Regions from separate parts of the Homo sapiens genome. Here region 2 is linked to region 1. The links are chromatin loops, found by intact Hi-C in ENCODE. Cell type or tissue: natural killer cell. All regions are shown on one strand. Each heading gives the region's core, and the rest is flanking DNA. Links, peaks and the distances in the headings are about the cores only. Region 1 overlaps ZNF774 (zinc finger protein 774). Region 2 overlaps IQGAP1 (IQ motif containing GTPase activating protein 1).

Evidence for each region. Peaks named below come from ENCODE experiments on the same cell type or tissue, not always from the same donor. Only the 100,000 strongest peaks of a DNase experiment are listed, where the experiment ranks them.
Region 2: it touches region 1 in a loop (2.9-fold over the local background); 23 of 110 quality-filtered maps call a loop at or near these places.

The regions. Positions count from the first base shown.
Region 1 is chr15:90,359,191-90,364,570 of GRCh38, forward strand. ZNF774 (zinc finger protein 774) reads left to right here. Exons shown (of 4, transcript NM_001004309.3): 4 at 853-3,657. The coding sequence ends at 2,093. Among named protein-coding and RNA genes, the nearest start is that of ZNF774, 9.6 kb to the left of the region's middle. RefSeq lists a silencer at 3,687-3,981. In natural killer cell, for the core only: a CTCF peak has its summit at 3,021; a DNase peak (open chromatin) is centred at 3,031; H3K27ac peaks cover 438 bases.
Region 2 is chr15:90,410,116-90,415,495 of GRCh38, forward strand. All of the region lies in intron 2 of IQGAP1 (IQ motif containing GTPase activating protein 1), which reads left to right. Among named protein-coding and RNA genes, the nearest start is that of IQGAP1, 25 kb to the left of the region's middle. RefSeq lists enhancers at 2,216-2,947, 4,246-5,380. In natural killer cell, for the core only: no CTCF peak of the experiment used is centred there; DNase peaks (open chromatin) are centred at 2,806 and 3,806; H3K27ac peaks cover 3,721 bases.

The DNA.
Region 1 (5,380 bases), core at 331-5,330:
GCCTCCCGAGTAGCTGGGACTACAGGCGCCCGCCACCGCGCCCGGCTAATTTTTTGTATTTTTAGTAGAGACGGGGTTTCACCTTGTTAGCCAGGATGGTCTCGATCTCCTGACCTCATGATCCACCCGCCTCGGCCTCCCAAAGTGCTGGGATTACAGGCGTGAGCCACCGCGCCCGGCCACTAGCAGACATTTAAATTTGACTTAATGGTCAGTAGTTGACTAAATAAAGTCTTCATTTTGATTAAGCATTTCACTTTTGTCTAACCTATGTTTTTTTTTGAGATGGAGTCTCCCTCTGTCTCCCAGCCTGGAGTGCAGTGACACAATCTCTGCTCACTGCAACCTCCGCCTCCCGGGTTCAAGTGATTGTCCTGCCTCAGCCTCCCAAGTAGCTGGGACTATAGGCACCCGCCACCACGCCCAGCTAATTTTCATATTTTTAGTAGGGATGGAGTTTCACCACGTTGGCCAGGTTGGTCTCGAACTCCCAACCTCAAGTGATCTGCCTGCCTCGGCCTCCCGAAGTGCTGGGATTATAGGCGTGAGCCACCACGCCTGGCCTAAACCTATAATATCTTCTAAAGAAACCGCACAATATTGACAATATGTGGTCTCCGCTTGAAGGATATCAAGATTCATCTGGCCATCTTAAAATTTAAAAAGTTTAGGAATTCACGTGTTCTGACAGCTCAATGAACCTCAATAAACTTTTCACAAAGTGAAAACAGAGCGGTTGAATTAAGTGCAGTCTGCTGCAGAAACAGGGATTTTAATCTTTGTCACTGCTTTCTGATATTCCTTCCTGATAACTGATAACTTTATTCTCTGTTACTTACATTAATTTTTCAGACTGTGAGCATCAGGTGGCAAAGCTCAATCAGGACAATTCTGAAACAGCAGAACAATGTGGAACATCCTCAGAAAGGACCAATAAAGATCTTTCTCATACTCTTAGTTGGGGAGGAAACTGGGAGCAAGGCCTAGAATTAGAAGGGCAACATGGAACCCTTCCAGGAGAGGGCCAGCTGGAGTCCTTTTCACAGGAGAGGGATTTAAACAAGCTCCTGGATGGATATGTAGGAGAGAAGCCTATGTGTGCAGAATGCGGGAAAAGCTTTAACCAGAGTTCCTATCTCATAAGACACCTAAGAACCCACACTGGCGAGAGGCCCTATACGTGCATTGAGTGTGGGAAAGGCTTCAAACAGAGCTCAGACCTTGTCACCCATCGCAGAACACACACAGGAGAGAAGCCCTACCAATGCAAGGGGTGTGAGAAGAAATTCAGCGACAGCTCAACACTCATCAAACATCAGAGAACCCACACAGGGGAGAGACCCTATGAGTGCCCAGAGTGTGGAAAGACTTTTGGGCGGAAGCCACACCTCATAATGCACCAAAGAACCCACACAGGCGAGAAGCCCTACGCGTGCCTGGAATGTCACAAAAGCTTCAGTCGAAGCTCAAATTTCATCACTCACCAGAGGACCCACACAGGGGTGAAGCCTTACAGGTGTAATGACTGTGGGGAGAGTTTTAGCCAGAGCTCGGATTTGATTAAGCACCAACGAACCCACACGGGAGAACGGCCCTTCAAATGCCCGGAGTGCGGGAAGGGCTTCAGAGATAGTTCTCATTTTGTAGCTCACATGAGCACTCATTCAGGAGAGAGGCCTTTCAGTTGTCCTGACTGCCACAAAAGCTTCAGTCAGAGCTCACATTTGGTCACGCACCAAAGAACACACACAGGTGAGAGACCTTTTAAGTGCGAAAACTGTGGGAAAGGATTCGCCGACAGCTCCGCCCTCATTAAGCACCAACGAATCCACACCGGAGAAAGACCCTACAAATGTGGAGAGTGTGGGAAGAGCTTCAATCAGAGCTCCCACTTTATTACCCATCAGCGAATCCACTTAGGAGACAGGCCCTATCGATGTCCTGAGTGTGGCAAGACCTTCAATCAGCGTTCCCATTTCCTCACACACCAGAGAACGCATACAGGAGAAAAACCTTTCCACTGTAGTAAATGTAACAAGAGCTTCCGTCAGAAAGCGCATCTTTTATGCCATCAAAACACCCATTTGATTTAGGAAGTAGTCTTTGGTGTTCAGCTGCTCCCTTGCACATTTTCATTGCTACTGTCTTCAAGCACCCCAAATAGAGAAAACCTGGGCGTCAGTGGCTCAATTTGGGCCCTGATCTATTCTCCCTCTTTCTTGTCTATGTTATAACAGAGAGGATAAACTTAAAGGGTCCAAATAACGGTCCGAATACAAAAGGCATTCCTTCAGTGTGTGACTGACTCTTAGGGAAATGTGAGTTTAATAGTTGATGCCCGCCAGGCGTGGTGGCTCACCCCTGTAATCCCAGCACTTTTGGGAGGCCAAGGTGGGTGGATCACTTGAGGTCAGGAGTTGAGACCAGCCTGGTGAGCATGGTGAAACCTCATCTCTACTAAAAATGCAAAAATTAGCTGGGCATGGTGGCACGTGCCTGTAGTCCCAGCTACTCGGGAGGCCGAGGCAGAAGAATCATTTGAACTCAGAAGGTGCAGGTTGCAGTGAGTTGAGATCATGCCACTGCACTCCAGCCTGGGCAACAGAGAGAGACTCTGTCTCCAAAAAAATTAAAAAGTTGATGCCTAGTTACTAAATGAGAAGTGAGAAAAATGTGGCCTAGAGATCACATGTTCACCACCTAGTACAGTGCCTGGCACAACATAGATGCTCAATAACTAAATGGTCCCATCATTATTAATGATTAATAGTTGAGGTCTTATATAAAGGCTTTAATGCAGTACCTGGCCCTTAAAAGACACTCAGTACAAGATTGGTGGCTTTTATCAGTCTTATTACTCAATTAGAAATTTATTAGTGTAGTCCCCCCGCCCCAAACTCAGAACGTGAAAGAAATTAGATTGGAACTAGAAGGTTTGGGGTTGGAATACACAAATTGAATAAAATGGAAATGCACTGCCAGTTCAGTGCTGTGCAGGCATTAGTCACCAGAGGTCTCACTGCCATGACAAGGCCAAATTATCGTAGAGGATGTTTGCGGTCTTGTGACTTGGAGGCTGAAAGAATTTCAGAAGCTCTTTTAAATGGCAGTGTATGGCAGTGTATCTACCAGAGGTTTGCTGTCATCTGACACAGAGAAAATATCCTACAATGAACAAGCCAGAGGGACCTGGTAGAGGACTATAAAATTGTGGAAGCAAAATTGCTGAGAATGTCAAATGATATTACAGGGATCCTCCCTGGCATTTAGCTGAAGGAAGCAACTCTTGTTTTCTAATTTGCTGGGTCATTGGCCATTTAGTTTTAGGTTAATATAATTCTCTGATCCTTTTAGGGCCATCCAGGTTATGCACTAGTACATTCCTACATTCAATTGAAATAAATTGAGGGACGGCAAGTGTGTTGGAAAGAACACCGACTTCATTGAGAAGGTAAAGTATTTGAGTCCTGGCCCTGACGCTTAATTTGGCCAGACTTTCATCTTCTCCCAGCCTCAAGTTTTACCTACCTCACAAGGTTGTTGTGAGGATCTAAAAATACACACACACACACACACACACACACACACACACACACTTTGTTGGTTAACTATAAATGTAATATCTCTATGTTATAATTCTGTTGCTAATGTCTTTTTTCCAAGAAAATTTTGGCTAATATTTCTTTAGGTATTCCTTTTTCTCTCATAGTGAGGGATTAAAAAAAAAAAAAACTGTTGAAAAATTAGGGCGTAAAAATGCTAAATGACATGACTCATCATGGGCCACGTAGTTAACAGAAGAGCCAGATTTGGCTGCAAGTCACTAGATTTCCAGCCTGCAGTCCTCCTCTGCAACAACAGACCAGCTCTGGGATTTGTTACAGTGCCTGTGAGACATTACAGGACTGGAGGACCCATATTATATCCATTAAACCAGTCTGAATTTGGAAATGATGGAGGGTGTAGTCTAAGTTGTAGGGAGCTTTGCAAGAACCTGTGCTGGGGTCCTTGATCCTGGTGGAATGGGGGTGGAGGAGTGAGCGCAAATGCAAGGGGTTAAGGAGGGAGCTGGGTAGTTATCACTTTTTAGAGTGCAAAGTGGTGGATTAAAGGTTTCTTTTCTTTCATTCTCTTCCATTATATGGAATGCCATCTGAGTGCTGTGGCTCATGAAGGATAGAACTCAGCTGATAACCTTACCTCAGTTTTTGAAAGCATCATTAGATAATTGACCAGAAAATTTTTTTTAGTTAATCCAGTGCAGTGGTTCTCAAACTGTGAGCCCAGTCCAGTAGCATCAGCATTATCTGGGAACTTTTTAGAAATGCAGATTCAGGCCGGGTGCAGTGGCTCACACCTGTAATCCCAGCACTCTAGGAGGCCGAGGCGGGTGGACCACCTGAGGTCAGGAGTTTGAGACCAGCCTGGCCAACATGGCAAAACCCCACCTATACTAAAAATACAAAAATTATCCAGGTGTGGTGGCATGTGCCTGTAATCCCACCAATTTGGGAGGCTGAGGCAGGAGAATCACTTGAACCCAGGAAATGGAGGCTGCAGTGAGCTGAGATCACACCTAGTCTCGAACTCCTCACCTCAGGTGATCTGCCTGCCTCAGCCTCCCAAAGTGCTGGGATTACAGGTGTGAGCCACCGTGCCTGGCCACCTATCATTTTGTTTGTTTTTCATGTTGTTCAGCTATTGTAAGATGTGAGGGTTTTTTTGTTTTTTGTTTTTTTTAGGTGAAGTCTTGCTCTGTTGCCCATGCTGGAGTGCAATGGCATGATCTTGGCTCACTGCAACCTCTGCCTCCCAGGTTCAAGCGATTCTCCTGCCTCAGCCTCCGGAGTAGCTGGGATTACAGATGCATGTCACCATGCCCAGCTAATTTTATATGTTAAGTAGAGACGGGGTTTCACCATGTTGGCCAGGCGGGTCTTGACCTCCTGACCTCAGGTGATCCACCTGCCTTGGCCTCCCAAAGTGCTGGGATTACAGGCGAGAGCCACCTCACCTGGCCACCTATCACTTTGATTTTCATGTTGTTTGGCTATGGTAAAATGTGAGCTCTCGAAGGGCAATGTGAGATTTGCTTTGTGGCCCTGCCAATCCCCTCCCTCCTCCCTGTCTTCCTGCCCACCCCCCCCCACTCCCCCGCCAGCCATGAGCAGGGAATATTTCAATGCTATTGCTGAGAGTGGAGGTAACCCTTTCTATAGTTTTCTTTTGTTTCTACCTCATGACTAGATGATTCACTGCTTGAACATGCTCCACACATCCGTTCTTTCTCACTCCAAAATTGAGGTCATCACCAAGCCCCATTAATTTTACCTCCCAGATTCCTCTCGAACCTATCTGTCAAATCTGTCCATCTTCACTG
Region 2 (5,380 bases), core at 283-5,282, 51 kb after region 1:
GGTAGTTTCTTTTGCTGTGCAGAAGCTCTAGTTTAATTAGATCCCATTTCTCAATTTTGGCTTTTGTTGCCGTTGCTTTTGGTGTTTTAGACATGAAGTCCTTGCCCATGCCTATGTCCTGAATGGTATTTCCTAGTTCAACCATTGTGGAAGACAGTGTGGCAATTCCTCAAGGATCTAGAACTAGAAATACCATTTGACCCAGCCATCCCATTACTGGGTATGTACCCAAAGGATTATAAATCATGCTGCTATAAAGACACATGCGCACGTATGTTTACTGCGGCACTATTCATGATAGCAAACACTTGGAACCAACCCAAATGTCCATCAGTGATAGACTGGATTAAGAAAATGTGGCACATATACACCATGGAATACTATGAAGCCATAAAAAAGGATGAGTTCATGTCCTTTGTAGGGACATGGATGAAGCTGGAAACTATCATTCTCAGCAAACTATCACAAGGACAGAAAACCAAACACCGCATGTTCTCACTCATAGGTGGGAATTGAACAATGAAAACACATGGACACAGGGTGGGGAACATCACACACTGGGGCCTGTTGTGGGGTAGGGGGAGGGGAGAGGGGGGAGGGACAGCATTAGGAGATATACCTAATGCTAAATGATGAGTTAATGGGTGCAGCACACCAACATGGCACGTGTATACATATGTAACAAACCTGCATGTTGTGCACATGTACCCTAGAACTTAAAGTATAATAAAAAAAAAAAAAAAGAAAAAACATTCCCAAGATCCCCTCAAAAAAAAGAAAAAGAAAAAGAAATTTCTCTTGCTCATATCACCAATGGCCTAATTGCTATGTCCCATGGAAATTTTTCTAGTACTTAATCTCTGCAGCATATGTCACTCTTTCCTGTTCAATTCATGGAGTTTTCTTCCTTTTAATTGGGTATCTTTTTTATGCTTTTTGAATTTCGAACTGTGTATTGAAGTATTGACCTGTGTAAAAAATATATTGCCTATCTAAGAAAATCAGTTAGCATTCCTCTGGGAAACTCACTTGGCCATCCATCCTTACCCCAGGTCTAAGTTAGATGTTCCTCTCTCATGTATCTTTATTATAACTTTTCTCTTTCCTAATGCACTGTTAGCCTTAGAAGGCAAGTACTACGTTCTTTCTTTCTTTCTTTTCTTTTCTTTTCTTTTTTTTTGGAGACAGGGTCTCACTCTGTTACCCAGGCTGGAATGCAGTGGTGTGATCTGGGCTCACTGCAGCCACAACACCCCCAGGCTCAGATGATCCTCCTTGTCTCAGCCTCCCAAAGTGCTGGGATTATAGGCGTGAGCCACCTCACCTGGCAGTACTGTGTTCTTAATGTATATCATAGTTAACCCCCACTCCCTTATTTTCTTACTAAATAATAGGTGTGAAAATTAAATTTTTGACATATATGGCTCTAGCAGAGGATTGCTTTTACAGAGAAATAGGTGCCTGTCTTCTACTTTGTAGAGGACTCTTACCTGTTGTTTTCTTCTCAAGAGCTGCTCACAGGTTAGTAATGATTAGGCTGTAGAGCTGCTCACAGGTTAGTAATGATTAAGCTGTAGCTTCTGAGACTTAGCTATCATCTAGATTTAACTCAGTTTTGGAATTTCATTTCATTTCATTTAAGATTAAAAGGTCTTTCATGCTCCATGGTAAGTGGTAAACTAGGGATGGATGGATAGATAGACAGCTGACCATGGTAATGTTTCACCAGACTCTGGATCTGAAGACTTGATCAAGGAGTAAGTAATCTATTAGCCGAGACTTAAACAAACGAAAAACTTTATTGGAGTTTAATACACATCCCACAAAATCCACCTGTTTTTTTAATGTACAATTCAATAATATTTAGTAAATTTGCTGAGTTGTGCAACCCATCACTATGATCTAGTTTCCATTTCTCCAATAAGACCAGGGACTCTATTAAAATAAAACAATTAGACATGTAATTTTGACAAGTAGACTTGACCTATTCTATCTGATTATGCTAAGAATGAAGTGATTTGCTCAGGGGTCTGTATTAGATATAAATACACACAGAAGTTAAATATATAACTTGAAGCAAAAACATTTCCCTGTTTTTCACTTATTCCTATAGCTTTTCAGATTGGCCTAATTTATACTCAGGTTTCCTTTAAAACAGATACTATCAAGATTTCTCATTTTGCTTGTATGGTTTGAAAAACAAGCCTTTTTTGTTCCTTGGCTGGATTACTGCAATACTTTCTTTAGTGTCTCCTCACTTCTCTCTAGCCCTTTCTCCTACAACTGCTCAGAATGGTCTTTTGAATTAAATCTTATTCTTTAATTCCTGTGTAAATCCTTCCAAGGGTCTGCACATTCTCTGCCCTTGGCCTGACGTATTCTCCCTTATCAGCACATACCACAAGTCTTTCAAGACCTATAAAATCAGTACCATTTTCTCTGGGAAGTCATCCTGATTCCCCTCTTTCTGCGTATGGTGAAGAATGCTTTATGGAATACTCTGCATTCCTTTCTCTCAAGACTTAGATTTACCATTACCATATGGAAATTTCTAGGCTGTTTCCAATGCCTAGGTGGTGCTCAGAAGTGTTAGTGGTTTAGTAGAATCCTAATTGTGGAGAAAGACAGCCAAATTTGGGAGGTTTTTAGCATAGAGTAACCCTGGCATTCAGGGATGTTTGCTGTGCAAGATGGGTGTGGTACCAGAGGAGCTGTTCCTGGAGGAACTGAATCTCAGTGGCTTGAAGTGGTCAGTTCCGGCATTGGTATGTTCCCCTTCTGTATTGCACAGAGCTGGGAAACCACTGAAGTCATGTGCTCTGCAGAACTTGTTCAACTGGTTTCCTCTCCACAGACCCCTAATTCAGATTTCCACCCTTATTCTTTTCTGCATATGCTCTTAGTCTGGGCTTGTTTTAAGGTTTACCACAGTAGAGTTCTCAGTATAGTTATTTATTTGTCTTGCTGAGTGTAGAGTGGGTAGGGCCAAGTATGTACTCCCTTTGAAAAGTGTTATCAGTAAGACAAGATAGACAGGTATTATGTAAATCATGGAGTGTCAGACTCCATTAGCAGGTTTATTTCTGTGGATCTAACCATTTCACCCCCACACTCATGTGTACATACACATATACATAGCTATCATTATTTAGAGCCTACTACTAGTTGCTGGGTGAGGTGTCAGAGCCCCGGCATTGGAAAGTAGTCAACTCACAGGTTGGTAGGAAGAATTTACTGACAGCAGTATAGGTTTGAAAAAGGAAAGTTTTATTAGAAAGAAGGAACTCTGCAGAAGAATGCCTCAGCAAGAGAGAACTGAGCTCGCGGTGGATTTTTCCTTAGGGTATTTATGGAACTTAAAGCAGGAGCTTAAGGGTAGTTTGGACCATATTAGCCAATAGGTCATGATAAATGATTACATTTTTAGACGTAATGTCAGCAAGGGTTGCACAGGGAGTTTCGGCATGGCATTCCAGAGATGTATAGAAAGTCTAGTTGCTTACAAATTTTAGGTTGAAAAGAGAGCTGGAACCAGGTGCCGATTTTAGATAACAGGGAAGTTAATTACTTCTAAATTCCTCAGATAAGAAGTTTTGCCTCTGAATGGTCTCCTTAGTGGACTCCAGGTGATCACTAGTATTTGGTATGTATCATCTCATTTAATCCTTACAACAACCTTATGAAGTTTGGTGTGTTGCTAATCCTGCTTTATATATGGGAAATGGAAGCTCAGAGAAGTTAGCGGGTAACATGTCATTCTTGGTTTTTCTTATGTCCTTCCCTCTTATCTCAGGGAGGAAGTGGGGTATATTCCTTTCTGTAGCTGGCTGCCGCCTCTGCTCTTCAGAACCTTGCTTTCTTTTGTTCTTATTCCTGTATCTTTAGCCCCTCCTTCACGTGTTCTTTTCTTGCAGACTATAAAAATATGCTTTTTCCACAATCATTTAAAAAAAATAAAAAGACACTTTCCCAGGACATGTCACCATCTCAGACTAACTCCTTCTCCGTTCCCCCTAGTTTTTCCTCTTCCTTTCTTACACTTCTAGAAAAAGAAGTTGGCTGGGTGCAGTGACTCATGCCTGTAATCCCAGTACTTTGGGAGATGGAGAAGGGGGCGGGGAGGGAGTTGGGGGTTGGAAGTCAAGAATCTCTTGAGTTCAGGAGTTCCATACCAGCCTGGACAACATAGTGAAACCTTGTCTCCATTATAAAAAAAGTAATAATAATAAAATAAAAATTAGAAAAAGAAGCCTACATTTGCTGCCTCTCCTTCCTACTTTTAGTTACTTTTCTAGTTATTTTAAATGGACTCCTGTGTCACCACTCCACTAAGACTCCCCTTACAGGAGCCAAAGATGACCTTGCTTGTGTGCCACATTCTTTTCTCTTCACCACCCGCCTCTCTGCAGCATTGAAAGCTGGTGACCTCTACCAGTTTGCTGATTTTTTCCTTCCGTGATTGCCATTGTGTGATTCTCTCCTGGTTCTTAACTTGATCACAGACGCTATCTTTGTCTCTTTCACCTCTTAAGTGTTGGTGTTCTCTGAGGCACAGTGCTTCAGCTTTTACATTTTTCTCCACAGCCTCTTTCTCTGTGGGCTTATCTACTCTTGTGGTGCCATTTTCCAGATTTAGGTCTTCAGCAACAGGTCTCCCTCCTGAGACCTGTGTTTCCAACTGCCTACAAGATGCCACTGTCTGGACGTCCCGTTGACATTTCAAGCTGAACATGTTTCAACCGTGAATTGCTCATCCTCTCCGGCTTTTGTGGGTGTCCCCATTCTTGTTTAATGGCATCATCTTTTATGTAGTCATCCATGCCGCAAGTCACCAAATCATCTTTTAAAAAATAAGAAAAAAACCTTCTCTTTTCGTTTTATAGAAGTGTTTGTAAGTTTGCTGTAGATGGTATATGGTGCCGGATTTTCTCCTAGAATTGTGTGTCAGAATGTGGGGCTTCTCGACACACTGGACAACAATGTTATTTTAAAAAATCTTTGCTAGTCTGATAGCTGAAGATGGTGATATTGTTACTTTACTTTGTATTTCTTTGGTTAGTAGTAAGATTGAGAAATTTTCTTATAAATTACTGGCTATATGTATATTTTATGAATTTTTAAATTTGTGTTTCTAGCATATTTTTCTAGGGAAATGTTTGCCATTTTATTTCAAGTGTTTAAAATGTATATACATGTAAAGATTATGGAATATTGTTAGCTCTTTGTTATATGTTGTGATTTTTTTTCCTCCAGTAACCTTTCCTGTTAAAGTTTTATTTAGTTTTTTAAAAATGGCCTTACAGAAGTTTAAATACTAGCCAATTTATCTTTTCCTTTCTGATTTCTGCTTCTGTAGTAGTGTTTGTAAACTTCTTTCTCA